Linked DNA regions of Homo sapiens: region 2 is linked to region 1. A link is an interaction called in ENCODE POLR2A ChIA-PET data of the cell type or tissue named here. Cell type or tissue: Panc1. All regions are shown on one strand. Links, peaks and the distances in the headings refer to the core of each region. The heading gives the core; the rest is flanking DNA. Region 1 holds the start of MYO10 (myosin X). Region 2 overlaps MYO10 (myosin X).

Region 1 (12,261 bases), core at 4,262-12,261:
AGGGGAAACGGGACTCAGTGCCAGGTGGGTTTGATCATTCGTCCATCTCAGTGCCATCTGCCATCTCTGCTTCCTTGAGGTCTAGAAAAGGGTTACATTTTTAAAGGTGATATTGGCCACGTCCCCTTCCAGTTTCAAAACTACATTTCCCCGCTGTTACGCAAACGTCTTAAGCAAACCCGACTGCAGGACAGAAAGTCAACACGGGAATGCAGCTTCCAGAAATTCTGATTAGCCTCCGTCTTCCGCTTTGATCTGGCCCCGCAGCCCCGGCAGCTCCGCTGACCGCGCTTCCTTCCCGAGATTGCTAGTCTACCGGGCTGCATTAATGAGATCCGTGTTGAGCCGGTTCCCGGGTCTGCTAAACATGAAAGGCACAGAAGCCCCCAGTCCCTTCTCCTCCCCTCTAAGTGATTGTTTAGTCTCTCTCTGCAGAGGGAAGAGTTAAATCCCCTCCCCACGCCTACGTGGGAAGACCTGGGGAAACACGCGGCCCCCTCCCGGGTCCGCTAACGAGCCTGCGGCTGCTTCGGGCTTAGAGTGGGCGGGGCCTGGTCGGGAAGGGGGCGGGGCGCTCCGCCCGGGCGGGGCCAGACGGTGTGGTTGGCGGAGGGCCAAGCTCCTGGGGGCGGGGCCGCGAGCGGGAGGGCGGGGCCGGCTGCGGGAGGGCGGGGCCGGCTGCGGGAGGGCGGGGCGAGGTCGCTGGGCTGTAGTCCCGCGGGCGAGAGCTGGCTGAGCCGCGGCGCGGGACTGCTCACCTCCAAGCGCTCGCGCGGGGATCGCGGCTCCTGCTCACTTTGCGGCCCGCTGTCCTCCTGCCCGCCCCGAGGGCCCCCGGCCGGAGCGCAGAGGGAGGGGGCCGCGCTCGCCAGCACCCCGCCGCCTTCCCCCGCCTGGGGGAAGAATGTGCCACCAGCTGTTCTCCGCTTGCGAGCGCTGCGCCCAGTAGTGAGGAACTTGGAGGAAGAAGAGACAAAGGCTGCCGTCGGGACGGGCGAGTTAGGGACTTGGGTTTGGGCGAACAAAAGGTGAGAAGGACAAGAAGGGACCGGGCGATGGCAGCAGGGGAGCCCCGCGGGCGCGCGTCCTCGGGAGTGGCGCCGTGACACGCATGGTTTCCCCGGACCCGCGGCGGCGCTGACTTCCGCGAGTCGGAGCGGCACTCGGCGAGTCCGGGACTGCGCTGGAACAATGGATAACTTCTTCACCGAGGTAAGTGCGCTCCCAGTCCGACCTGGCCTCCGGAGCCCAGGGAGAGAGGCGTCTGCCCACCACGCCGCGCGCCCTGGGTACTTTTTCCTAAGCCCTGGAAGGCGCAACTTTCTGGGAGTCTCCTGAAATCACCCCCCATCCCCCCGCGGAGTCTCTGATGAGTAAGCCCGGGCAGGTTTTGTTTCGTCCTGTCCCGCGCTCGCATTTTGCTCCGGGAGGTAGCGAAGGTGCGTTTCCGTTTGCGTGGGTGGCTGGCTCTCGGGGCGCCCTGGGACACCCGCGCCAGGTGAGGCGGCGCGCGCCGGGGCGCGGGCGGGGCGATCCGCCCGCTCGACTGCCCGGGTGCAGGAAGCCCAATAAAATGTTCAGCGGGGACCTGCCTTTCTCCAAGAAAGGTCTTGTCTGGTATTTCCTTTGCAAAACGTGCGGGCTTCCTGTGCAGGGGTTCAAACACTTCCAGAGGAGACGGCTTAATGAAGTGTGAGAAGGAGAGGCAAGGGTTTAATCGGTTACTTTGCTCGCCGAGAAGTGCTCTTTTAAGGCTTGGGATAACTCCAGACCCTGGGATCAAATGATCATGTATTTGTGTAGAGTGTCCATGCAGATTTTGAATTCGAATGTAAAGAAAATTCGTTTAGGGCAAACAGTGGCTATTTTAATAGATGAAACGGATGCCCTCTTTAGGGTCGTTGAGGGTGGGACACTGAAACTTAACTTGAGAACCCTTTTTCCCCCTTTGGGATCGAGACTTACTGTGGTTTCTTGGCTCCCTTTCCTTTCTTGGTTGTGTTTATTTAATAAATTCTGTTTAAGTTTGAGGTTTGAAGTGGCTCAAAGTAAACTTAGTTGACTTGAGAGAGTCTGATGTGATTTTCGTTGAAAGCCAGGGAATGTTTTCTGAGTGCAGAACCGCTTTGGAGTCTTCCAGCAAATCAGATTGATGAGGGCTTGCCTCTGTGTTAGCCGACTTGGTTTATCTGATTTAATTGGATATAATATTTCAAGTCATTCTGCTTTCTGCATGCTCACTGACTGTATTCTCAGACAGCTATTCATACTGGCCAAAGTGATAAATGCATTCTTGTTTAGTAGTCATATCTAGTTTTTAAAAGTGGTGTTTCAGATGTGATACCCACATTCATTGTGGAAGGAAGACTAGAAAGGAATTATCCATCAATACATATTTTTCCTTTTCTTAAAAAAAGTGAAATATATATAATTGTGAGACGCTCGCATTTTCTAGTCCATAGACTTTTGTTTTCATGCTTGTCGAAAGGCACCAGAACTTTCTGCAAGAGTTGCACGTTGTCCAGTGGTAAAGGACCCTCGGGCTACAGTGAGTTCCGGTGTTTAATTGCTTGCATCTGTAAGAAAACGGAGGCCCTGCCCCTAGGGCAATGATTCTTAACTTTGTTGTTTTTGTGTTCTGGGTCCCTTAGAAAATCTGATGAAAATATAGAAATTTGTATTCAGTTTGCACGGATCTCACTCCTCCTGTAGCCTGTCTGAGCACCACAGGGGTCCGTGGCTCCCCCTTGGGGAGAACTCTGCCCCCTAGTGCAAGTGGGGGGAACATCAGGATAACGCGCTACAGCGTCCTGATCTCCTGTTACCCGGTGAGACTTTGACTTTTCAAAGTACTCTTTTCATCTTGCACTGGATACCTTAGTTCAGTGTAAGGGGCCTGGTTGTTGGATTTTATTTCTGTGATCAATATTATTTTGCAGTTGGCCATTAGTGATCTTCTACTTTCTCCTCTTCATTTTGTAGACAGAATCTTAACCCAAAGATATGAGTAAGTCCCTTGCCCAGCTTTGAAGAGCTTGTTCACGAATCCAGAGCCTTTTTCCTTTGCTGCTGGTGACTTTGGTATTTCTGGGAACTTTTCGCTTATTTTAAGGTTATACTTTTAATCTTGTGATGTATGTGTATTACAATATTAACTTCTAATCAGCCGTGAAAGTTCCACCCTTAAATCTAATCACTTTGAGTGGGAAGGAAGCAGGGCCAGTCAGAGAGGTTAAATAGTGAGGTATTAATTGTAGACATACTCTTAACATAGATCCCAGCTCCCCTTTCTCTCTCTCATGTCTTGTAATGGAGCATCCTTTTGTTAAATTGTCCAGTGAAGAAAATGCTGTAATTAATGTCCTGTTAGAATAGAAACAGCGAGTGTGGAAGTGATATATTCCCCAAGGACAGCTAAATTGTTTGGCCTCCTTATCACTAAGTAGAATTCTGTCTTTGCTAACTTTTCCCATTGTGGCTTAGGGGTAAATGACTTGTTGCTTGTTGGACAACAGTTTAAAGCCAGTGCTAACAATTGGGGAAAAATTACTGAATGAGATGTTGCCTGTTTAGCTTTGTGTATGAATGGCCAAATAATAAGGAAATGGGAGCTGCTTGTGATTCGCAACTGCTATTTCTAGCTAGACCAGGGTTTCTCAAACCTGGTACCATTGCTGAGTAATTCTTTGTTGTTGGAGGCCGTCCTGTGTGTTGTAGGAGGTTAAACGCATCCCTGGACTCTACTCAGTAATTGTTAACCCTATCCCCCAAGTTGTGACAACCCGAAAGGTCTGCAGACATTGCTGAATGACAGGGGAGCAAAATCACTCCCAGTTGAGATCCACTGAGCTAGACCTGTGAAGCAGTTGTTTGGCGGTATTAATTCCTATTTGTGTTGCAGGCACAGCCTTGTCTGCGCTTCCCTGTTTTAAATAGGATTTGGCCGGGTGCGGTGGCTCAAGCCTGTAATCCCAGCACTTTGGGAGGCTGAGGTGGGAGGACTGCTTGAGCCCAGGAGTTCAAGACCAGCCGGGGCAACATGGTGAAACCTCATCTCTACAAAACTTAGCTGAGTGTGGTGGTATGCACCTGTAGTTCCAGCCATTCTGGAGGCTGAGGTGAGCCCAGGAGGTCCAGGCTGCAGTGAACCATGATTGCACCGCTGCGCTCCAGAGCAACAGACCCTGTGTCACAAAATAGATAGACTCTTACTGCCTGCTAGATTGATTGATTAATTAGATAGATAGTGTCTTACTGCGCGCCAGGGGGAAGCTTGCAAAGCTTGTGCCAGTCAGCTGACAGCTGCTGACTTCAAAATGTTCTCCAGGATTAGAGAAACTGAGCATGCCACATTCCTCAGTTTCAGTTTCTTCATGGCCTTCATTAGAATTTTATGGCTCCCCTCGAGTTAATTGTGTGTATGCTTTGGGGAAGCTTGTTTTTTCAGCATTTCTAAGTAAGTTGTTAAGTTTACTTCAGCCAGAAACTAAGTTTAGATGTGTCTGTAACCAGAAGCAATAATAATAAAAAAAGCAAACAGAAAAGGCTCAACCAGGAAAGGGGCAAGGCTACTGTGCAAACTTGTGTTGATGTGCTGAAGTGGACACTGTTTTCATGTCTTCAGGGCCAAGTACAGTGCCTGGAATATAGTAGGGGCCAGTAAGTACCAAATGAAATTGACCTTTCTGTTTCCCTGTTAGGCAGAGGTGTGATGTGTCTGTTCAAATACAAGATCTCGGAGGATTATTAGTGAGACTAATCAAACACCTTGATTTTCAGAATAAATATGTAAAATGTACACAAGTAAGATACTCACAAATACAAATACAGAAAGCAGGTATTAATGTTTAAGGGATAAATTGTTAGTGGAAAATATTCCAGACATACCTGTTTCTTCCAGTCTGGTTCACTCTGGATTAGAGCAGACTTCATTCTAAAGACGTTAAGTGGAAACACCAACCTCTTCTACTTAACTTGACAAGGGACTGTGGTTGTGGTTGGTTATCTGGAGTTGTTCAAATAGCTTTTTAAGTGAGTAGAGTTCCCAAGCCAATTTTCTCCCCATTTGGTTGTATATTTTTTTTGTTTGTGATCTATTGACATCTTTTCTTGTTAGAGAAAAATGTGGACATTGTTATTTTTGGCAGCTTTCTCTCCTCACCCTCGATATGTCTCCATGTGTAAAGGGGAACTGCTGAGGACTTCTTGTATCACCAATTCCTGAAGGCAACCCCTTTGATGACTATAAAATCATATCAGGAGATTAGCTGGGTCCCTTTCCCTTTTCTCACAATGGAGATATAGCGTGTTGCCTCTTCTCTGTAGTTTGAAAACATTTCTATTGTCAAGTACTCATTTTTTTTTTCCCCCTGCTATGTTGGGGACAGCAAAGCCAGGGGGAGCAGCTGCAGTGGGACAGTTGTTGCAGCAGGAGCAATAAGCTGTCTGGCTGGGGCGGGCAGGGTAGGACTGCTTCCTCACTCCATATCATGTGGCCGGCTGTTCCTGCAAAATCAAGCACAAACCAGGAACAAGCTGGCATGGGCAGGTCCCTCACTGTTTAACCAGAGTGGTGGAGGGAGAGAGCAGAGTGTTTGCTTTTCCAGTTCAGCTGGCTTTAAGTGGGCTCACATTTGAGGATGTAAACCTTGAATGTGCTCTCCTGCTGTTGTGATTGGTAGGACATGGAGTATCTTATTATTATTACTATTATTATTATTATTGTTTTGAGATGGAATTTTGCTCTTGTTGCCCAGGCTGGAGAGCAATGGTGCGATCTCGGCTCACCACAACCTCCGCCTCCCGGGTTCAAGCGATTCTCCTGCCTCAGCCTCCCGAGTAGCTGGGATTACAAACATGCACCACCACACCCAGCTAATTTTGTATTTTTAGGAGAGATGGGGTTTCTCCATGTTGGTCAGGCTGGTCTCGAACTCCCGACCTCAGGTGATCCGCCTGCCTTGGCTTCCCAAAGTGCTGGGATTACAGGCATGAGCCACCATGCCCAGCCGGGAGTACCTTATTATTCATGAGTTTCAACAGTTTGGACTTAGAGTAACTGCTACGTAACATTTTCATGTCACTAGCTAGTAGGGGACGTTCAAGAATGAGCCTCCGGTGAAGTCTGGATTAAGCGTTTCCCCTTGCCTAACTGCCCCCAGGCTGAGTGCAGAGCATCCTATCTTAGCAGTAGCGCTTGGCTCCCTCCGATGGGATCTCAGCCAGATGCTCTAAATCCTGAACTTGAGCTCTCTGGTCTGTAAATGGGCGTAATAGTTCCTAGTTTGCATGGTTATCAGCCGAATTTGAGAGAGGACTTACAGAGCCCTTGGCACATAGTAGGTGAGTAATAACAAAGGCTTGGTCACAGTAACTGTACTTTGAAATTAAGAACCAGTGGCCCTTGGTGAATGGAATGTCAGTACTCCTGGTGCAGGGAAATCTCGACCTTAGAGCTTTTTGTTCTGAGGTAGCTTCCTGTGGTGCGTTGCATTTATTTGTTTTCTCTTTTTCAGCCTGTACATTTCTGGCAGATTTTGTATTTCCAGAACTCTGTCTAAAGCATGTTCTTATTGCTTATAAAATTAAGTCCACATTCCTCAGTCTGGTTTTCAAGGTTTTCTGATCTTGTAACTCTCTCTTTATTCTTTTCTCGCACGTGATCCTACACCAGAGGATCTGTTACCCAGTTCCACTCCATCCTTTGTGCAGGCAGGCCTCTCTGTCTATCGAATGTCCCACCTGTCTGGCTCCTTTTTGAAACCGTCTCTAACAGGTCTAGTTCACGGTGACCTCTATTCTCTTACCTCTAAACCTGGCTCTCTTTCTGTCTTGGTCTTGTTAGGAGGGATTTACTGCTGTTAGCTAGAGGCTTTACATGCTTTACAAACCCTCTCCCCTTTTCAAATGAGTAAACAGCCTTGCGAGGTTAAATATCTTATTTGTAAGTAAGTTTCATCACTTCCTTGGCATTGAAATGTCCTCATGGTTGAGATTCAATCCTTGCATAATGGTTATTTTCAGATTATTTTATGGCGGGAAGGGGAGATGCTTCTAACTTTTTCCCTTGATTATGAAGTATCTTACAGTTCTTTGAAGACAATAATAAATATGGCTAGTGTTTCTTGAGTACAGTCAGCCCTGTACTCAGTATCTGTGGGTTCTGCATCTCTGGATTCAACCAACCTCTGATTGAAAATATTCAAGAAAAAAATTGCATCTGTACTGAACATGTAGACTTTTCCCCATGGATTTTGGTATCTGGGGAAGGTCTTGGAACCAGTTCCCTATAGATACATAGGGACAACTGTACTTACCATGTGCCAGGCATGTTGCTGGCACTTCACATTTAGTGACTCATTTAATCCCTTGAACAACCCTATGGGAAAGGCTCTATAATTATACCCAATCCATAGATGAAGAAAGTGAGGCACAGAGAGGTTAAGTAACTGACTCAGTGTCACACAGCTAGAAAACGATAGCCAGGATTTGAACCCAGACAGGCTGTGTCCAGAGCCACAGAGAGTTCTTCACTGCCATGCTTTTCTGTCCTGTTGATGTCCTTTGCCTTAAACTTGCGTCATCTTCTCTAGGCTCTCTGATGAAATGCCCTAAAAGTGGGCAGTTATTAAATGATTTTCAAGTGGAAAACTGCATGGGAGTTTAGGAAAACAAGTAGTCCACACCCTAGAAATGTTGAAAACTCCGCAGGAAAATGTTCATCAGCTTTTGAACATGCCACTGATTTGGCCGGGTGCAGTGGCTCATGCCTGTAATCCCAGCACTTTGGGAGGCCGAGGTGGGCGGATCACGAGGTCAGGAGATGGAGACCATCCTGGCTAACACGGTGAAACCCCCATCTCTACTAAAAATACAAAAAATGAGCCGGGCATGGTGGCGGGCACCTGTAGTCCCAGCTACTCGGGAGGCTGAGGCAGGAGAAGGGCGTGAACCCAGGAGGCGGAGCTTGCAGTGAGCTGAGATCGCGCCACTGCACTCCAGCCTGGGCGACAGAGCAAGACTCCGTCTCAAAAAAAAACCAAAAAAAAAACATGCCACTAATTTTTATTTGATTTGCTTTTTTTGGGAAAGCCAAGCGCCTTCTGTTTCCTTCTAAAAATGTGTGTGTGTGTTTTTGTTGTTGTTGTTGTTTTTTGAGATGGAGTCTTGCTCTGTCGCCCAGGCTGGAGTGCAATGGTGTGATCTCGGCTCACTGCAACCTCCACCTCCCAGGTTCAAGCGATTCTCCTGCCTTAGCCTCCCAAGTAGCTGGGACTACAGGCGCCTGCCACCACACCCGGCTAATTTTTGATATTTTTAGTAGAGATGGGGTTTCACCTTGTTGGCCAGAATGGTCTCGATTTCCAGACCTTGTGATCCACCCGTCACAGCCTCCCAAAGTGCTGGGATTACAGGTGTGAGCCGTCATGCCCGGCCCATAAAGTGTGGTTTCTAAAGCTGGTTGTCCCAACTTCATGAGGATAGTAGGAAGGTTTACATACTAAAGCACTTAGGGCCATGTGCTCATGCCTGTAATCCCAGCACTTTGGGAGGCCGAGGCAGGTGGATACCTGAGGTCAGGAGTTCGAGACCAGCCTGGGCAACATAGTGAAACCCTGTCTCTAATAAAATCCAAAAATTAGCTGGGCGTGGTGACATGGGCCTGTAATCGCAACTACTTGGAAGGCTGAGGCAGGAGAATCGGTTGAATCCGGGAGGTGAAGATTACGGTGAGCCACTGCACTCCAGCCTGGGTGACAGAGGGAGACTGTCTCCAAAATTGTAATAGTAATAATAAAAATATTAAAACAAAATAAAGCACTTAGAAAACAAGATGATTTGAGAAGTGTTTATTAAAAGAAAATGTGGGACTCATTTGTTTCCCTAATTCCAGCTGTCAATTAATTAGTGAAGTGTTACTTGAGGTTTTTTGATAGAATCTTCTTTTTCAGTTAAAGATTCTGAGTGCTTTGTTGGAGTTTCTTCATATCACCTATCATTTGCTTGTTAGCTTATCGATACCCATGGAACAGTTATTGACAGGACATTGGGTCGTTTTCCCAAGAGCATTCCTTGAATAAAACATTTTGCTGCCTTGCTAAGAGGTGTTCAGAAAATATTTCCACCAGGCCTAAAGTAAATCTAGCACCTCATGTCACATGACATCATGTCATCTAATGCTGCCAGTTACAGGAAAAGACATTAGAGTTTTGGGGACAAAGCCACAACACATCTGTTGAAATACAGCTAGAACAAGGGAGAAACATATGGGAATTGTCCAACTAATAGCTCTACCTTCACCCAGTCCGACTCCCTGCCTGCTCTTAAGGATTAAAATTGCCTCCGTATAAAAGCATTTTAAATTACGGCAGTTAAAGGCCGGGCGCGGTGGCTCAAGCCTGTAATCTCAGCACTTTGGGAGGCCGAGGCAGGAGGATCACGAGGTCAGGAGATCCAGACCATCCTGGCTAACATGGTGAAACCCCGTCTCTACTAAAAATACAAAAAACTAGCTGGGCGTGGTGGCTGGCACCTGTAGTCCCAGCTACTCGGGAGGATGAGGCAGGAGAATGGCATGAACCTGGGAGGCGGAGCTTCCAGTGAGCCGAGATTGTGCCACTGCACTCCAGCCTGGGCAACAGAGCAAGACTCCATCTCAATAAATAAATAAATAAACAAACAAACAAAAGAAAATACCATAAGCAGAAGACACAAAGAAGCTCCCATGGTGTGGCTCTTCATGTTTGTGGTAGATGCATTGAGACTTTTTTTTTATGCCTTCATATATATGTTTCTGATAAAACACACCTGTAATGTTTTTCACTGAAGAGTTGATTGAGAAAAGCTTTAAATATCATTTGTGGGGCCAGAGGCAAGAGTACAAATTCAGTTCCCATATCACATACCTAAACATTTAAAAGTTATAAACCATGCTTACAAATTGGTAAATAAAATGGCTTCTACTCTGCCTGGACAAATACATCTGTCATTAGGGCAGAATCAACAAACATGTTTAAAGCTATGGGTTTTATTGCTGAAAGTCAGCAAAATATCAAACATGAGTGAATTTAATTACAGTTGCCTATGTCTGGGTGTTCTGTTGATGTTTCATGAGTAATAAATACGTATACTCCATAGTATATTTTTCATAAATCTATTTTTTTGTCCATATTTTAGCAAACTCACTTGTTATGTGGTTAGAGTCAAGATTGTCACAATAGTTTGTTTTACGGACAGTAATACCAAGGTGGAGAACCTTTCTTTGTGGTTCTTAGATTGTTCTTTTTTTTTTTTTTGCTGGGACAGAGTCTTCCTCTTTCGCCCAGGCTGGAGTGTAGTGGCGCAATTTTGGCTCACTGCAACCTCCACCTCCCGAGTTCAAGCAATCCTTCTGCCTCAGCCTCCCACGTAGCTGGGATTACAAGTGTGTGCCACCATGCCTGGCTAATTTTTGTATTTACAGTAGAGACGGGGTTTCATCATGTTGGCCAGGCTGATCTGAAGCTTGTGACCTCAATTGATCCACTAGCCTTGGCCTCCGGAAGTTCTGGGATTACAGGCGTGAGCCACCCCACCTGGCCAGATTGTTCTTTTCTTAATCTAAGTCTAGAGATGGCCTGCTTTGCTGAGGCAGGACAGTAGTTACTGACATTGTCAGCGAAATTCATACAGCACTATTTAGATTAAAAAAAGAATGAGATTGCATATGATAGATTATTGATTTTAAGAAGTACTACAAAGTATTTTAATTTCATTATCCAGGTTGAATATCCGTAATCTGAAAATCCAAAATTTGAAATTCTCCCAAATTGGAAACTTTGAAAAAAATATTTATTGTTAATTTTTCATATTAGATTTACGTTTTCCAGGTACATGTGATCATTTGATGCTTTCATATAATCACATCAGGGTCATTGGGATATCCATTACCTTAAATTGTTATCTTTATGCTAGGGATATTCAAATTATCCTCTTTTAGGTATTTTGAAATGTACAATCAGTTAATGTTAACCATAGCCACTCTACTGAGTGCCGAAATGACACTCAAAGAAAATGCTGTTTGGAGCATTTTGGAGTTTGGATTTTTTATTAGGGATGCTGAACTGGTGTCTTGCAAATATTCCAAATTCTGAAACACTTTTGGCAGCAAGACTTCTGGATAAGAGATAACCAGGCAGTCTATGTGAGTCATTATTGCTGATATTGTGATTTATCACCATTTCTTAAATCAGGTATTTCTGAGGTTCTTTATAACTTTTCAATGCTGTGTATGTTATAAAGAAAACTGAGGCCGGACACGGTGGCTCATGCCTGTTACCTCAGCACTTTGGGATGCCGAGGCGGGTGGATCACCTGAGGTCAGGAGTTCGAGACCAGCCTGGCCAACAAGGTGAAACCTCATCTCTACTAAAAATACAAAAGTTAGCCAGATGTGGTAGCAGGCGCCTGTAATCCCAGCTACTTGGGAAGGCTGAGGCAGGAGAATTGCTTGAACCCAGGAGGCAGAGGTTGCAGTGAGCCGAGATTGCACCACCTACTCTTACTTACTCTGTTGCCTGGGCAACCCAGGAGTATACCGTAATGCGTGTACCATAATGCATATTGGCCAGAAAATGGTCTATGTGAAATGTTTGGGGATTAGGTCTATGTGAATCTTTTCCTTCTCAGTCATGCAGATGTTTTATTTCATTCTGATTTTTAAATATTTTCTTCAATTATTACTTTTGTTGCATGTTTCACATCCAGGTCCTTTCTGATTGAGGAAAAGTTTTCTCTAAAATTATTCAAAACATTTGTTAAGTGTAATGGCCAAATTATTTCTGTTTGGGTTTTGGGAAACTTTTGCTAATATTATTAATAGTAAGTGATAGGCCGGGTGCAGTGGCTCATGCCTGTAATCCCAGCACTTTGGGAGGCCGAGGCAGGCGGATCACGAGGTCAGGAGATCGAGACCATCCTGACTAACACGGTGAAAACCTGTCTCTACTAAAAAATACAAAAAATTAGTCAGGTGTGGTGGTGGGCACCTGTAGTCCCAGCTATTTGGGAGGCTGAGGCAGGAGAATGGCGTGAACCTGGGAGGCGGAGCTTGCAGTGAGCAGAGATCGTGCCACTGCACTCCAGCCTGGGTGACAAAGTGAGACTCTGTCTCAAAAAAAAAAAAAAAAAAGTGATAAAGTGATAGTTGATACCAAATAACTCCTGCCAATAGAAATTCAAAGTTAATATCACTTTCCACCCACGACCATGATTTGTACTTTA
Region 2 (12,261 bases), core at 2,075-10,074, 200 kb after region 1:
CAGTCCCTCCTTGCTCTTGGTATCTCCATGAACCCCCTTCAGAATTTCCTCATTTTCTTTCCTTGCTTGGTTTATCACTCAGCCTTCCATTTTTTTCTGATGGCAGCATAGCATGCATACTAAAAAATGAGTTCTCAAGTCATGTGTCCAGCCGTGAATGATCCCAGAGTGAACACAGCACGTGACAACACTCCCAGGCCAGGCAGGAGATGGGGAGCCGCCCTATCCCAAGCTGGTGGCCTCCGTCACCTCCTGGGGCTTCATGCCCTCCACGCTGTCCAGATTGCCAGCCTTGTCTTGGGTAATGTCCACGCTTTCCTCTCTGTCTCCAATTCCACAGGGTTGCTGGACAATATCAAGAAGCATGTTTTGGCCTGGCGTGGTGGCTCACGCCTGTAATCCCAGCACTTTGGGAGGCCAAGGTGGGCGAATTGCTTGAGGTCAGGAGTTAGAGACCAGCCTGGCCAACATGGTGAAACCCTGTTCTTACTCAAAATACAAAAAATTAGCCAGGCATGGTGGCACACACCTGTAGTCCTAACTACTCACTCAGGAGGCTGAGGCAGGAGAATCGCTTGAACCTGGGAGGCAGAGGTTGCAGTGAGCCGAGATCTCATGACTGCACTCCTGCCTGGGTGACAAGAGTGAGACTCCATCTTAAAAACAAAACAAAACAAAACTGGGCGTGGTGGCTCATGCCTGTAATCCCAGCACTTTGGGAGGCTGAGGTGGGTGGCTCATGAGGTCAGGAGTTCAAGACCAGCCTGGCCAAGATGGTGAACTCCCATCTCTACTAAAAATACAAAAATTAGCCAGGTATGGTGGCGGGCACCTGTAATCCCAGCTACTCAGGAGGCTGTGGCAGAGAATTGCTTGAACCCAGGGGGTGGAGGTTGCAGTGAGCCAAGATCGTGCCACTGCACTCCAGCCTGGGCGACAGAGCGAGACTCAGTCTCCAAAAAAAAAAAAAAAAAAGTGTGTTTTGATCAATGCTAGTACATACTTGTGCCAGCCTTGGAGGTGGCCTCCCTGCTCTTCACCAACTCCCCCCATACCTTCCCACATCCCTGAACCTGATTTCAACCTTCCCATGACAGCCCACGACCTCACCTTGTAATTCATCAAAGGACTGAGAGCATCTAACATCAGCCACCCCACCTTCCATCCTCCGCAGCGTGCTGCATCCCTGTCTTTCTGCCTTTGTCAGATCCTCTCTATATTTTGAATATATTTGAGTTCCTAAGTCTCTCCCATCTCAGGTTGTCTAGGCATTTAGCTGCTTCAGATGTGGCCCCCACCTAGTAATTCTCACAGGGGCCAGGGAACCTGGGTCTCTGTATTCTGTCTTTGTTTCTGGCTTCTCTGGCTGGGCTTGAACTTGACACTGCCCCGTGATGTCCCTCTGGTTTTGGCATCCCGTACCAGCTGATGCTGCCCCTGTTGACCTCTGCTCCATACTGATTTGTCTTCTGGTTATTTTTGAGGCTCACAGTGTTAACCACTGAAGAGTTTTAAACTATATACAAGCCTTGCAATATCTCCATGCACCTTAATCCACTGAGGACTAAGCCCCTTCCCCATAAGCCTCCCTCCTTCCCAGGGATAATCCTTCCCTTCCACCACAGCACCTCTTCCATCTACCAACAGACTGTACCGGTATGTCACATACCCTTCTCTCTCTCCAGGCAGAGTCCAACTTTTCAGCACTAAGACAGAGTAATTCTGCCAATAATGACCTACACGGTTAATATGTAAAAACCCCACATTTAATAAGAAGCGTTTGTTTAGAGGCTCCACAGGGTCAGGACTTGGATCCATGTGCCTGTAGTTCTCTTGGTCCTTCCTCAAGGTTACAAAATGGTTGCCATAGCTACAGCCATCACCTCCTCACAAAACATTGTCATTCCATTTTTTTCAATGAGCATCTGTTATGCCATTGTGATACATCTCTGAGTAAAGCAAATAAAGACCTCACCCTCTTAGAGTAAACATTAATCCTGGAAAGAATCAGGGTTGGGACCAAAGAGACTCCCCTCGGTGCCCCTCTTCCTTTAATTAGGAAGGAAAATCTTCCCCAGGAGCCCCTCAGTAGTTTTGCGTGACATCTTCCTCGTTTCTCTGCTTGGTTCTTTGGCCAGGACTGGGCCTGGTTGCTGAGCCTCACTCCACAGGAAGCTGAGAAAGTGAGTGGATGAGTTCGTAGGGTTGGCTGGGGTACAGTTGGAGTTCTTTTAGCAAAGCGTTGCTGTTGGGCCACACTAGAAAATAAAACTTTAGGCTGGGTGCGGTGGCTCACGCCTGTGATCCCAGCACTTTGGGAGGCCGAGGCGGGTGGATCACAAGGTCAGGAGATCGAGACCATTCTGGCTAACACGGTGAAACCCCATCTCTACTAAAAATACAAAAAATTAGCCGGGTGTGGTGCCTGTAGTCCCAGCTACCCGGGAGGCTGAGGCAGGAGAATGGTGTGAACCCGGGAGGCAGAACTTGCAGTGAGCCAAGATCGCGCCACTGCACTCCAGCCTGGGTGACACAGTGAGACTCCGTCTCAAAAAAAAAAAAAAAATAGAAAATACAACTTTAGATGAAGAGTGGAAGGGGTGAAGGTAGAGAGAAATACAAAAATATTTGGATTTTATCGTTGTACAATTTAGGTAACTTTTAATAGATGTAATATCAGATTTTCTGAATCCACGTTTTAGACTTGTGGTAGTTTTGAAGAAGAATTTAAATAAGGACACTTTCTTATCCATTGAGTCTGACTTGATGTTAAACTATAGGAAGAGAAAGTTTAGTACGTCATGCAAAATTACAGAATAATATTGTAATAACAGTGGATTTTTATATACACCAATACAAATAAATATCTTAGGAGCTTTAACTCAAAATTGACCTTAGTACCTTCTAGAACAATGCATCTCAAAGAGTCAAAAGAGCAGTGTTTTGTTTTTCATTGCCAATTCATTGAGGACTGGTGCATTTGAAAAATACAGTAAAAATCGGCAACCCACTCGGGTCCCCTTCCACGCTGTGCTTAAAAGAAAAGAAAAGGGTCCCCTTCTTGCTGCTGCTTAAAAGAAAAGAAAAGAAAAATACAGTAAAAAAATACAGTAAAAACGATGCAGCCACATCAGATCGCTGTAAGAGTTCCTAAATGCTTATTCTCACCTTTGGTGGCCATCTTGCCATGGACAGGCAGCCGTCCCAGGCCACACTTGGAGTCACGCTCTTCTGGTTTTCCCACGAGGACGAAGGGCACAGAACTAGACACAGGTCCTAGTGCACAGTAGTCGTGTGACCTTGAGCAAGCCACTCCACTTGGATCAGGGTCTCCAGGTATATAATGGAATAATAGTCTTGTCTTGCCCACTGGCTCTTGGATATTCAATTAGACTCATGGAAAGCCTTGGTACATGGTAATTCATATTTAAATATTAGGTGTCATTATATGCCGTTTAACTTTTAATTCAGGAAGGAGACTATATGTAGCTTTTTTTTTTTTCAGTGTTGAAAATTAAAAAGCTCTAGTTTTGGCGATCCAGGGGTTCCCTTTTTGCAGCAAAAGGCAGTTCTGCTTTCTATCTTCCCAAAGAGCTGGAGGGGTGGGAGCCAAAAGAAAGTCCCCAGGTACCTCATCCCCAAGGAGTTGGTGTGCAAGCTGGTGTGTGGCCTGAAGTTTGGGATCTGCCTACAGGGTTTCCCCAGAGGGCAGCCCGCAGAAGGAGGCAGAGTTGAGAAATCTGTCCAGTGTGCAGGAGAGGAGACAAGCGACCCTGGCCGTGTGCAGTAGTCCATGCACACGCAGGGCCATTGAGAGAGAGGAAGTTGGAGCGGCAGGTGCAGGGCTGTGAAAGGCAGGAAGCCAGGAGGCAGAAACCAGAATGGAAGGAAGAAGCCATGGCGGAGGGCGGCCTATGTTCCTAGAGCTCAAGGAAGCATTCAATCACACGCTCAACACGTGATTTTCAGGCCACTTGTGTGTTTTGGAAACAAGTATGTGACCAGGCACAGAGGCAGCCAAGATTCAAATGAGTGAATGTCCCATGGACATAATTAAAGAGAAAGGGCTTGTACTAAACACTGGAGAGCTGTTAGGCATAGCTTTTCCAGGCATTTCTTTGCTAGTTTTTTTTTTTTTTTTTTTGGGCTGGGGGGAAGGATCGGAGTGTATGTGCCCCAGTTTTATCTTGTTTAATCCAGCTTTATTACAGCTCTGTCCTCAGCGCTGGCTCTGTTTCAGCATCCCCATAGGCAAGGAAGATGCTGGCTTCAACAGTTTGTTTTAAAAAACAAAAATCAAAGTTAATGTCCTAGGAATCTTTTGGGGGATCCCTGAAAACTAAATATAAATTTGTTAGGGAAAGTAGTTAGTTATATGTTGTTTGAGAATCATTGTCTTGATCTTGAAAGATTATTTGACACTTTATTTGATGTTAATGGAAATTCTTCGTGTTTGATTTATTTGTTCAGAGTCATTAGCCTCGTGAGAACCCTTCATGGGGCCTTTATTTCACAGTATTTGCATGAGCATTGTTTTTTATCTTTGAAAAATGGGTAATGTTATGAAAAGGAATATGTGTTAGTCTCTAAACATGCAAGCCTTATATCAAAATAGTCTGACAGTGTATTTATACAAAACATGCTGCAGGTATCAAACAAAATTGTAATCAAATTAGAATTTTAAGCCTTGTTGTTTTACTCTCCAAGTCCTTATAAACCAGAAGCCCTAACTTTTTAGAATAACACTGTTCAATAGGAATAGAATGTGAGCACCATGTCTAATTTAGGTTTTCTAGTAGCCACATTTAGAAGTGTAAAAAAAAATTGTTTTTTTTGTGAAAGCAGTTTTAACAACATATTTTTTTTACTATATCCAAAATGTTATCCTTTCAACATGTAATAAATTTCAAAATGATTAATGAGATACTTTATTTTTTCATACTAAGTTTTTGAAATCTGGTGTGTAATTATCTCTAGAGCACAACTCAATTTGCACCAGTTGAGCACCCTGTTTGTCTAGCTTTTATTCTCTAACTCAAGAGATTAGTAAACTTCTGTAACTGGCAAGATAGTAAGTATTTTAGGCTTTGCTATTGTATTGTGGAAGTGGTCACAGACAATGTGTGGCTGTGTTCCAATAAAACTTTATTTACAAGAACAGGTGGCAGGCCGGATATGGCTGGCAGGCTGTGGTTTACAAGCCCTCACTCTAACTAAATGTATCATCTCGTGGGTTTTAATGCTCAGAAGTTGATTTCTATTTTGGGCTGCTACCAAGATAGCTATTGTGATAAATTTCATTCAGAAATATTCAGGAAATATGTACCAGGAAGTATACTCCATTGTTAAATAATGAATACGTTGGAACTACAGGAACTCCCCCTTTCCTGAATTTGCACCTTTCAGGAAGAGCCGCATAGCTAGTGGTGCTTAGTGCTGGCTTGGCTGTCACGATGCCTGGATTTGAAGCTCAGCTGTGTTAATTAAGCATGAGCCTTGTGACCCTAGACAGTTAATTAACCACCCTGCACTTCAGGTTATGCATCTGTAGAATGGGGATGACAATAATATCTACCTCATAGAGTTGCTAAAATTAAATGAAAGCTGACACAGTAAGCCCTTGGTACATGATAGCTTTTGTTATTCCTCTGCCACTAATGTTGCTGCTGGAAGTACTACTTGTACTGTTACTACTAGTGGTGTTAGTACTGCTGTTACCACCATCACCACCACCACCATAGAGATCCATACATACAAACCAACCTATGTGCCAGAATGGAACCATGCTGACTTGATGATCGTCCACAGATGACCATAGTGGCCACTAATATGGTATCACTTTGGACGTAAACTTGTCAGTCAGCAGATGTGCTACTGCACTCTAGGGGAGATCTGGCATGATCTGCAAGGATTTAATGTTAAAAGACTTGAGTGGGCTGGGCACGGTGGCTTACACCTGTAATCCCAGCACTTTGGGAGGCTGAGGCGGGTGGATCACCTTGAGGTCAGAAGTTTGAGACCAGCCTGGCCAACATGGTCATCTGTCTCTACTGAAAATACAAAAATTAGCCTGGCGTGGCAGCGTGCGCCTATAATCCTAGCTACTTGGGAGGCTGAGGCAGGAGATTCGCTTGAACCCAGGAAGTGGAGGCTGCAGTGAGCCAAGATCACGCCACTGCACTCCAGCATGGGTGACAGAGCTAGACTCCGCCTCACAAAAAAAAAAAAAAAAGGGGGTACCTGTTGCTTCTCTGGCCTGGTAATTGCTGTATGATATGACTCAGGTCACACAACATTCTTTGACCCTATTTAATGAAAATGCTAATTAATGGCTGCCCTACCCACCTCACAGGGTGATAGAGCAAATTGTAGGTAAAGTACTTTGGAAATTGTAGAGTGTTGTGGAAATATTAGCTGAGAGCATTTCCCACACGATTGCTTTTTTAAAAATGTATATCACACACTTAATTTTATCATCATGGACTGATTTAATTCATAGAGTAGTTGTAAAGATTAAGTGGGCACATGTAAAGTGCTCAGTTCAATGGTAGAAACATAGCTCCTGTTCAAGGGCTGGGTAGTTGCTATTTTTATTACTCGATTTTCAATTTAAGATGTAGTATTTTGGCTGGGCACAGTGGCTCGCCCCTATAATCCCAGCATTTTGGGAGGGCGAGGCAGGCAGATCACAAGGTCAGGAGTTCGAAACCAGCCTGGCCAACATGGTGAAACCCCGTCTCTACTAGAAATACAAAAATTAGCAAAATTAGCTAGGCATGGTGATGCATGTCTGTAATCCTAGCTACTCAGGAGACTAAGGCAGGAGAATCGCTTGAACCCGGGAGGCTGAGGTTGCAGTGAGCTGAGATCATGCCGCTGCACTCCAGCCTGGATGACAGAGGAAGACTCTGTCTCAAAAAAAAAAAAAAAAAAAAAAAAAAGAAGAAGAAGGTGAGAGAACTGTATATCCTGACAGGTTAACTGTCTCTAAGATTCTGTTAGGTAAGAGAAGCAAAATGTGGAACACTTTTATTTGCATTTTTAAAAAAGCAGTGCGTGTATTTATCTGCACACACGTGAGCGTGCATATACACACACATGCATACTGTGTTTATACATGCATTGACTGTGCCTGAAGGAGACACAGGAAACTAGTACGAATGGTCTTCCTCAGGAGAGCTGTGGGGTTTTTATGGCAGATGCTTTTTTGTATATGTATGTATGTGTATGTATTATATATGCATATATACACCCAGATCCTTTGCGTGTATTATTTTTTCATTTAACAACAACAAATTAGTTAGTGGGGAAAAAGAGATGGCTGTAATCTCCCAATTTCTTTTGCATCCCTCCTCATTAAACACTATACTGAAGAGTTACTTCATGACGTCTTGCAGTGGAACCCCCATAGAAACACATTCCAGTCGTGTCATGTGAGTCATTAAAAAAAAATAACTGGGTATCGAGCTGCGTTTTGGGCATGTTCTCTAGAAACACATTGTGAGGGCTACTTGGACCTTATGCTGGCTTCCTTTAGAGTCATATTTGAACTAGTGTCAGGACCCTGAGATTTTCTGTGCTGTTTTCATGACAGTAAATCAAATCCAGTTGGACAGAATGGGTTTTGTTTAGGTTTTCTTGCAAAATTCTCGCTCCAACAGTAAGAAACCTGGCTCCCATCATCTGCCATTCATTTTTTTGTTTAATTCCAGTGTACATGTACAGTAGTATCCAGAGTTGTGACTCCATACCCCTGGGGAAAACAACTTTATCAACTATAGTACAGAGCTGAAATGCAGTTCTTTATGCTTTTAGTCTTATAGACTCTATATGTTTCCAGCGTTATTTAAGTCAGCGTCTTTTCCCTCACCCTGTTTAGTGAGGTCGATTCATTTAGATTCTCTTGTGACAATCTACATTATTTCTTGGTTTCCCCAAAGGTTTATTCTAGTGCTCTAAAGTTCCGCGAGTTTTGACAAATGCATGATGTCATGTATCCACCATTACAGTATCACACAGAATAGTGTCACTTCCCTAAAATTCCTCTGTGCTTTAGTTCTTCATCCTTCCCCCGACCCCTGGCAACCACTGATTGTTCTACTGTCTCTGAAGTTTTGTCTCTTTCTGGATGTCATATAATTGGAGTCAAATAGTATATAGCCATTTCAGACTGACATCTTTCACCTAGCACTATGTATGCACTTGAGGTTCCTCCGCATCTTTTTGTGGCTTGATAGCTTTTGAATAATATTTCATTGTATGGATATACCGTAGTTTCTTTGTCCATTCACCTGTTGAAGGATGTCTTGATTGCTTCCAGTTTTTGGCAGTTACGAACAAAGATCCTATAAACATTGATGTGCAGATTTTTGTGTGGACGTAAGTTTTTGCCTAAATGGGAAAATACCTCAGCGGGCAGTCGCTGGATCATGTGTTAAGACTGTGTTCAGCTTTTAAGAAACTGTCTTCCAAATTGACTGCACCATTTTGCATTCCTGCCAATTCTGGGTGAGAGTTCTTGTTGCTCCACATTTTTGCTAGCATTTGATATTGTCAATTTTCTGGATTTTAAGCATTCTAATAAGTATGTAGTGGTACTTCATTATCGTTTTAATTTTTTTTCTTTTTTTTTGAGACAGAGTCTCGCTCTGTCACCCAGGCCGGAGTGCAGTGGCGCAACCTTGGCTCACTGCAAGCTCCGCCTCCCAGGTTCACGCCATTCTCCTGCCTCAGCCTCCCCAGTAGCTGGAACTACAGGTGCCCACCACCACGCCCAGCTAATTTTTTTTTTGTATTTTTAGTAGAGACGGGGTTTCACTGTGTTAGCCAGGATGGTCTCGATCTCCTGACCTCATGACCTCGTGATCCGCCTGCCTCGGCCTCCCAAAGTGCTGGGATTACAGGCGTGAGCCACCACGCCTGGCCTGTTTTAATTTGTAATTCCCCAATGACAGGTGATATCTTTTCATATGCTTATTAGCCTATCTTCTTTGGTGAAGTGTCTCTTCAGATCTTTTGCTTATTTTAAAAATTGGATTTTCATATTGTTTAGTTTTAAGTGTTCTTTGTAAATTTTTGATACAGTCTTTCTTAGTGTGTATTTTCCAAATATTTTTCAGTCTGTTACTTGTCTTTCATTGCCTTAACAGCATCTTTCTCGGAAGAAGGTTTTTAATTTTAATGAAATCCTACACATCTATTTTTTCCTTAAGGGAACATTCTTTTGTTGTTGTATCAAAGTTATCCCCAAAGCCACCTAGATTATTTCCTATGTTATCATCTAGGAGTTTTATAGTTTTGTGATTTACATTACATACATAGGTCTATGATTTACTTAATTCTTGTGAAAGTTGTAATGTCCACATCTAGATTATATCTTTGCATATTGCTGTCCAATTATTCTAGCACCATTTGTTAGAAAGACTATCCTTTCTCTAATTGCCTTTGCACATTGCTCAAAAATCATTTGATTATAGTTGTGTAGATTGACATACTTTTTAAAAAGCAAAAAAACGTTTTCATTTCTCCAAAATCTGTAAGAGAGGCAAAACCTATTTAATGCTAATTAAACAAATATATTAGAAACAGCTGTAAACAGAAGCACAATTTTGTTCATGCAAATATACCAGCGTAAGTGAGAGTGTATCTGATACGTAGGGTGACACACCAGGCAATGTAGTGAACTCAGACATTCATAGAATTCAGCTGCTCCGCTGCAAGAATGTGTAATTTAATGGGGAGTTCACATGGACATGCTTAAGATGAAAAAGAGTGTGACCAGGGGTCACATCCTCATGCAAGTACAGCGTGTGCTGGGAACCTAGGGGTGAGAGCATCACGGATGGCACCTGTGGGATGCATCGGGACAGTTTTACGCAGGAGGGAGCATTTGAGAGACACCTAAAAGATCCATCAGGCTCAACAGATGGTACATTTCAGGTGGAGAGGCCAGTTTCAGCTGAGGTGGAGACAGGAAGTGAGCATTTTAATCAAGAAACAAGTAGAATGATCTATGGTTGGACTAAAAGGTAGGATTTGTATAAGGGCGTATTGACTGGGAAGGTAAATTGGAGCCATACTGTGAGGACCTCGAATGGGAAATCGAAGCCTTTGTCTTAAACTGGCATGTGCTGGCTCTGTGTGAACAGGGCTGTGATACAACCAGAGCTATCCCTTAGAAAGATTGACATGTATGTGTGCATGTTATTTATGTTCCAGTGTTTTCTTTCCCATTAGGTAGTTGAGGTTTGTGTGGGTCCGAGGTAAGCGCCTGCAGCTGTAACAGAGTGTGAGTGTCCTTGCTCAGGGTGACAGCTGTACTTAGTCTCAGCGGGTATGTGGGTTGAAGGTTGTACTTGGTGAGTGAGAAATTTCCAGACCCTACAATCTGACCTCCAGGACTGACTGACAGCTTGCTCGCCAGTCAGGCCCTGCTTACTACCTTCCTGTTCCTCACCTGCGGGGGTTGCCTCTTCTCTAGGGGAAATTAGTTTCTGCCTCTTTTCTAAAAATGTGAAAATTAGCAAGTAGCAACCACTGTGTAAGTGTTTAACAGCCCCGGAGTGAAATGACTGATGTAAGTACAAAGGACTTTTGTCGCCAGTTGAAGTGACTTTTATTTACCTTCTGTTCAAGGTCAGGAAAGTTATATTGCTGCTTTAGTTACGATGCTTTTGAACATTGTTCAAAGCATGATAAACTTCTTATCTGAGAATATTTATTCACCACTCTTGAGAGTTTATTGTAGCAAAGAAAGCAAATAGACTGAGATTCCTTGCAGAGTTCTTTGTGAATCAGCAAGAGGAGGGGATGGGAGTCCTGTTGTGAGGCTTTCTTAGTAGTTACAGGACTGGGAATGATATTTTGTTATGTAGCGTAATTGTCTTTGGGTAATTCTTATGGAGTCTTTAACTTCTTAAAGTTGAAGAGGGGTTATCAGAAGATAAGGTTGTTTATTTTTAAAGTTAAATGGGGTAGAGGTATATCCCATAATGGAAATGCAAATACAAATATACCTAATATTTTAAATCCTCTCTGTAGCAGTGCCCCCTGCCCCACACATACAGTATTCATGTAATGAATTATGTAATGGCTTTTCTTATTACATAATTCACATATTTTATGTTTCTTAAGATAGTGGCATACTAATCTCCACAATATGAACTGTGCGATGAGTCCCTCAGTTGCAGACCCAATATGAATGTAAAGTTTAAAGTATTTCATTTAAAGTAGGTCAGGTGCCATTAAAGAATACAATGTGGAGGCTGGGCGCGGTGGCTCACGCCTGTAATCCCAGCAATTTGGGAGGCCAAGGCGGGTGGATCACAAGATCAGGAGGTGGAGACCATCCTGGCTAACACGGTGAAATCCCGTCTTTACTAAAAATACAAAAAATTAGCCGGGTGTGGTGGCACGTGCCTATATTCCCATCCCAGCTACCCGGGAGGCTGAGGCAGGAGAATTGCTTGAACCTGGGAGGCAGAGGTTGCAGTGACCTGAGATCGCACCACTGCACTCCAGCCTGGGCGGCAGAGCGAGACTCCGTCTCAAAAATTAAATTAAAATAAAATAAAATAAATAAAATAAAATAAAAATAAAATAGTGGAAAAGTAGAACTCTAAATTTTGAATGCAGTACCACTCACTTTGAGAAATAGTCTAGCAATGTGGAGGTTGGTCTTATAAGACATAAAGTCTTCAAAAAATTCTTTTAATAAGCTCCCAAGTTAAGGCAGTAAAGGCAATTGACTTACTGTCGGTGTGATGCTCAGCTCCTTTGTTTGGCTTTCTGGGGCTGTTTGTCAGGGCTCTGAGGATCTCCTGTGTTGCCAGATCTCGGGCTCTCTACCATTTTGCATCCTAAGCAGATCTAATCTGGGAAGGGCCTGCATTTGTCAGGGCAGAGCAGGGACTGGGTTTGCTCTTGGACATCCCACACCATTAGTTATTTGTGTGGGTGCTTAGTCTATGGGAGGCTTCTAATACATACATACATATACACACACACACACACACACACACACACACACACGCACGCACACACATTTATTTCTTTAGGGACCGAGTTTCACTCTTATTGCCTAGGCTGGAGTGCAATGGTACAATCTCGGCCCACTACAACCTCCGCCTCCTGGGTTCAAGTGATTGTCCTGCCTCAGCCTCCTGAGTAGCTGGGATTATAGGCATGTACCACCACGCCTGGCTAATTTTTATATTTTTAGTAGAGATGGGGTTTCTCCATGTTGGTCAGGCTGGTCTCGAA

The links. Peaks named below come from ENCODE experiments on the same cell type or tissue, not always from the same donor. Only the 100,000 strongest peaks of a DNase experiment are listed, where the experiment ranks them.
Region 2: POLR2A ChIA-PET joins it to region 1 with 11 read pairs; 3 of 35 experiments call an interaction of 5 or more read pairs at or near these places.

Annotation. Positions count from the first base shown.
Region 1 is chr5:16,924,739-16,936,999 of GRCh38, reverse strand. It overlaps MYO10 (myosin X), which reads left to right and starts at 712. Exons shown (of 41, transcript NM_012334.3): 1 at 712-1,212. The coding sequence starts at 1,192. In Panc1, for the core only: no CTCF peak of the experiment used is centred there; no DNase peak of the experiment used is centred there; H3K4me3 peaks cover 163 bases; H3K27ac peaks cover 5,201 bases.
Region 2 is chr5:16,719,759-16,732,019 of GRCh38, reverse strand. The region is part of intron 19 of MYO10 (myosin X); the gene reads left to right. Among named protein-coding and RNA genes, the nearest start is that of RETREG1, 110 kb to the right of the region's middle. RefSeq lists an enhancer at 9,695-10,384. In Panc1, for the core only: no CTCF peak of the experiment used is centred there; no DNase peak of the experiment used is centred there; H3K27ac peaks cover 336 bases.